Regions from separate parts of the Mus musculus genome. Here region 2 is linked to region 1. A link is a contact called in ENCODE POLR2A ChIA-PET data. All regions are on one chromosome and are shown on one strand. The core of a region is the stretch at or near the end of the contact, and the rest is flanking DNA. Distances in the headings are between cores, read along the strand shown. Region 1 holds the start of Mthfd1l (methylenetetrahydrofolate dehydrogenase (NADP+ dependent) 1-like). Region 2 holds the start of Armt1 (acidic residue methyltransferase 1).

The links. ChIA-PET counts read pairs that join two places held with the same protein, here RNA polymerase II (POLR2A).
Region 2: POLR2A ChIA-PET joins it to region 1 with 18 read pairs in Patski. The contact joins the promoter of Armt1 here to the promoter of Mthfd1l in region 1. POLR2A ChIA-PET finds 5 or more read pairs at or near these places in 3 of 5 experiments (Patski and embryonic stem cell).

What each region holds. Positions count from the first base shown.
Region 1 is chr10:3,971,662-3,974,361 of GRCm38, reverse strand. Mthfd1l (methylenetetrahydrofolate dehydrogenase (NADP+ dependent) 1-like) reads right to left here and starts at 1,287. Exons shown (of 28, transcript NM_172308.4): 1 at 884-1,287. The coding sequence starts at 1,107.
Region 2 is chr10:4,431,166-4,433,865 of GRCm38, reverse strand. It overlaps Armt1 (acidic residue methyltransferase 1), which reads right to left and starts at 1,261. Exons shown (of 5, transcript NM_024261.2): 1 at 1,155-1,261. The coding sequence starts at 1,195. Rmnd1 (required for meiotic nuclear division 1 homolog) reads left to right here and starts at 1,478. Exons shown (of 13, transcript NM_025343.6): 1 at 1,478-1,600.

The DNA of each region.
Region 1 (2,700 bases), core at 38-2,537:
AATGTTGGATTTTATCAAAAAACTGTGAGAACGTTTTTCCTTATTACAAACGTACCCATGTAACATTTTAAATTCTGCTTTTTAGTTCACTGAACCTTAAGTATTTACTGTCATGCTCATTACACCAAGTTTGTAGAGCTTAGTTTAGTTTATTGTAAAAATAATGACTACTTGTTGCGGGATATATGTGTGACAGCCCCTGGGGGCAGATTATTTTTGCTCATTTGTTTCCATAGCCCCAGTTGGGAATCAAAGCAGAAAAGGGCTTTCCCGCCCTTTGCAGGTAGGTGCCTCTGCACAGCAGTGGCCTAGCAAACTCACTATAGGGTCTGACCAGATGACTCTGCTCAGATCACCACCGGATATAGAATGAACTTTCCAGATACTGCTGCACCGGAACCTGTGTGCTCTCTGAGCAGCGATGCTCCGGAGCGGACCGTACGCCTAGACCTAGAGGGCTTCCGCAAGGGGTTTAGCCCGCCCCTCCTTCAGTAGTGGGACATCAGCAGTGGCGGGATTGTAGGGCCATCCTCCTTGCTTCTCTCCCGCCCAGGGCCGCACCGCCCTTTTCCTGTCGGCGCCACGCCCGGCGCGGTTGCATCAGAGCCGGAGGCGGGCGGTGCACGTGGAGCGGGGCGTGCGGTCCGTGAGGCGCGCGCCGGCTGGGGGGGATGCCCTCATCTACCGGGTCCCATACTCCGGACGTTCCCCTTCGCCCCCACGCCCTCTCTGCCAATCGCAAGGCGTCTCTAGCAAGTCGGAACCAAGCATTCTCTGTTTCCCGCCCTACGAACGGTCCCTCGGGTCTCCCAGCGGCCGAGAGTGCCATTGGGTCCTTGGGTCCCTGGCTAGGGACCTGCCTGTAGACAAACAGGACACTCACCTGACGATGGAGTCCATCCCGGGGGCTTCCGGATTGCCTGGGCCATGGCTGCTGAAGGTTTGGCCATCCTGCAGCCGCCGCCCGCGTAACCCCTCGGGGTCACCACCTCCGCTGCTGCTGCTTCTGCTGCCTGAGCGACACAGCTCACGGAGGCGACACGCCGGGCCCGAGGGCAGCTGCTGGCGGCCGAGCTGGCGAAGCAGGAGAGGGAGGCGGACGCTCATGCTGCTGCAGAGTGCGGGGTGACTGGTTATCCCCAGGCGCCGAGATGCGGCTGCAAGTTCTTCCCCGGGCTGGCGTGGGAGGCACCAGAGAGCCAAGCGGCACAGTAAAGGGCCAGCAGCAGGAAAGACTAGACTCTTCCTCGTGGGAGGAACTGAGGCCCCTAGGGGGCACTGTACCAAGTGGCCGTGACGTTAACAGGGCGGGGGCCAGCGGACGTGAAGCTTTTGGTTGGAGTTGCCAGAAAGTCAAGGCATAGGAGGTGGGGCATCAGCGTGGTGCTGAGCCCTTGCCCTGAGATTGTATGGCCAGCCCTTCTGCCTCAAAACCTGATGCCACCCTTGGTCTTCATAATGCAGCTCACTTTCCTCAGGAGGTAGTGGTCCTAAGTCCAGTTTAGACCTTCAGAAGGAAGTGTTTATTACGTGGGAGGTGGCCTAGGGCTAAATGTCGTTCTTAGAGTTTGCAATGCAAATGCTGGTTTTGTAGCCTTAAGCAGATTAACGTCAATGGTTTTAGGACTGAGTCTTCCAAGTTTATAATTTCCAAGGCTAGTGGGAATAACATAGTAACTTTGTAGACCACAAATGAGGTAGGGTAGAATTTGTGCAAGGCAGAGACCGTTTTTTGAGTGCTCACGCTGTCTTGTGTGCTGGAAAGATATATTTATTAACCCCAACAGATGTAAGAAATGGAACGCCATTCGTCTGATTTCTAACCAGGAGAACCTGCGATCAAGAGAAGTCATTTGGTTTGCTGGCAGAGCTGTGAGCTTGCCCAATTCCACGTGCCCTCCTCCTCTTCCTCTTTTTAAGTTTTACTTGTGTCCTTGAGCTTGCAGCAAGTAAAGGATAGGACAACCTGAAGAAACCAGTTCTCTGATTCTATCTTGGGGTCAGCAGCGGCGTGCTGAGGTGCTGGGCAGAAGGATTGTTCTAGGGATAGAACTCAACTTCATAGGTTTGGCAGCAAGTGACTATACCTGTTGAGCCACCTCACTGACACACGGGGGCCATGTTTTTGAAATGCATGGACAAGCAGGTTCCAAAGAGGGTAAAAAGTTTAAGAAAAAAAAAAATACACACATCTAGTTGGAACTTGGAGCCACAGAAACTTACTCCCTATGAAAAGTGCCTACGATGAGGTTGAGTCAGACAGTGTTTACAGGATATCCTCTGCCTTCCTCACTGCTGTAGGTTGGATATGTGTCCCAAAGGTCCATATATTAAAAACCTGGTCACCCTCTTGGTTACTGGGAGATGGAGGCATATTTTAAGAGTTGAAGCTTATACATGGAGGAATTTAAGCCCTTAGAGATGAGCCCATGGAAGGGATATTGGAATCTATCTTCTGGCCATGTCCATTCATTTATTAGGGCAGGTTTGATAGATGTCCCTTTTAGATTGGGGATCCCTAAACACAACATTTCTCATCTGTGGAATAAACTCAATACTGTGCGACATCTCCCAGGACTGTGGTGCGTCTAGAGGAACAAGAGCTGTGGGAAATGTGAAGCTCACTCTGCCTGCAGGGATAGATAATAAGGCTCTTACCTCTAGCCTGGGAAAGCAAGGCAGGCTGACTTACGAGCTTGT
Region 2 (2,700 bases), core at 12-2,511, 460 kb before region 1:
CTCTGACGTCCATTCCTGGGTAATGTCACAGGTGAGTGCCACACTCCCCCAACACATAAAAACTAATTAAATCATTTGAAAATAAAGTATTTGAAATATGAATTTGGAGCCTAGTGGTGTCTCCCTCTATAATGACACAGAGTATAATGGCAGGAGTATTGGGAGTCCCAGGTCATCCTTCACTACATAATTCAATAGCTCCGTGTCAAAAGAAAACCAACCATCCAGCCAGACAAGAAGATTGGCTACTTAGCCAATGCTTATTTCTGCTCTTACTTATAACTTTGCTCTCAGCGTTGTAGCATATTGTAATTCCCCCTTTGTCCACAGGTTTGCCTTCCCAGGGGCACTCAACCAGTTTAAAAACATTGCAAGTGGAAAATTCCAGCAGTCAACGATCTGTAAGTTTTAAATAATTTTAATTAAATTTAAAGTAAACTAACGTCCCACTAATTGTTCCATTTTGCTATTAGCTGTTTTGGTGAATCGATTGTGCCTAACAAATTTCATGAGAAGTGTGTATAGGGGGGAAAACTCTAAAGATGAAAATTGCAAGAACTACTTCTAATGATGTTTATTTTGGGGGCCAGTGAGATGGCTCAGTGGGTAAAGGCACATGATAAATCTGCTGCCCGCGACCGAGTTCTCGTTGAACTCCTGAGAGGTGAAGGAACAAAATCGGCTCCAGAGCTGTCCTCTGACCTCTAACGCGAATAATGGCATGTGCGCGCACACGCAAAATTAGGACGTTTTTAAATATAGAGTTATTAGTTTGACCCATACCATTAATACACACCGCAGTAGGTATGAGTCCTAATTGTTGGCCCCCGCAGCGCCTTTCCTTCTCACTTGTTAGAGACAAGCTTTTTCCTAATGTATCCCACAGTGAGCTCGAACTCACTACGAGCTCAAGCTGGCTTTAACTCGCAGCAATACTCCTGCCCCAGCGTCTCAATTCGGGACAGAAAGGAAGAAGGTACACAGCGGAACTAGCTAGGTCCTGACGCCGGCCAGCACAGCGAGCCGGCTCTCTCCCACCGAGGTGGGACTCGAACTCTCAGCTTGAGGATCCGGCGCTCCCGACCGCCCACAGCTTCCTCACCCAACATGGGTTTTTTCTCCCAAGAGCGCAAGAAAAAAAAAGCGAGACGCACCCCTCGTCCTTAGCGGAAAGAAACGCCGGGGACTCGGCCATCACACCGGCACCACAAGCCACTCAACTGGCGTCGCCCGGGGTTCAACGGCCGCGGTTCCAGAAAGGAAGCGTTGGAGCTTTTTTTTTTTTTTTTTTTTTTTTTAAGCGCTTTTGAACTCAGAAACTTTATTTGGTGGTCTGGCCAGGGTCAGAACATGGGGCGCAAGGGCCTTCCGGCTACGCGAGCGGAAGCCCTGGAGGACCGGAGGCGGTAGCCCGCCGAGCGGAAGGGGGGGGGGGGGGCGCGGAGCGGTCACGTGTTCGGACGGTCACGTGTCCCAGCTTGCCGGCCTGGGGCTTGCAGTGCGCCTGCGCCGCAGCGGGGCGGGGCGGGGTGTGTTTCCGCAGAGGTTCCTGCGGCGGGAGCGTGCGCGTGGGCGTCGCGGTCGTCCTCTCCGCGCACAGGTCAGTGCTTCGCGCTTCCCCAGCCGGAGAAGCTGGTGAGGAGGTGTGGGCTTCGGCCAGGGCCTGGGAATTTAGCCGGGAATCCGAAGCACCTCAAGCCAAACACTCCCGACCCCGCCGAGTTGGAAGCAGGGCATAGTAGTAGCTGCCAAGGTGCATGAAATCACCTTGAACTTAGGAACTGGAAGAAGTGCTCCCAAAGGTCAGCCCCACTTACCCGCTGAATCTAACCTGGATGCAGCCGCTTTTTTCATTGATGGTATTCTGCATCTCATGTACAATATATTTTGGTTATGTCCACCACCACCCCCAGCCCTGCCGTCAAACGCCTAGGCCTACCCATGTCCCACTCCCAACTTAAAACACTAAGTGCAATTAGTGCTATCCTTAGGCACATGGACATATTATGCTTAAGGATAATGCTCAAAAACTGCAGCTCCCTTGTGTTTCATTTTAAAAATTTACTTGACGCCTCTGTGCCCAAGGACACTACTGTCACTGAGCATAGGGGGACAAACACAGAAACCTGCTTTTGAAGAGAGGCAAAAATCTCCTTTATTGCTTTCTGATATCACTGTCGCTAACTAATATATATTATCCCTTATTTGCTCATTTCCAGAGCTAGCATACTGCACACGGTAAGGAGTAGTCATTGCATGAATTAAAAAGCTAAAAATACAAGGTATGTAAGTGGTGCTAAATATGAGGACAAAGTAAAAAATAGCAAGAGAATGGATGAGTGTTGGTTATAAGTATTAATCCTGTCACTCCAGAGGCAGAGGCCAGCCTGGTGTACAAAGCAAGTTCCAGGCCAGTCAAAGAGAGAAATTATAGGTTATCCAGAGAAATCCAGTCTTGAAAATCCAAAGTGGATGTGATGGATGTGTGTTGGTTATATGTATTATACCAAGTCACTGAGGGAGTCAAGTCCTTAGGAGGAGAGCTTGTGGACAGGTGAGTGGAAAGGCCCAGAGGGCCTGGAACAAAGGCATTCTATAGGGAATGCTGCAGTGTTGCAGAAGGCTCAGAAGGGCGTTTTAGGGGCATTGGCTTTTATTGTAAATGTAAAGCCATCATCAAATTTGACTCTGGGAAAGGAT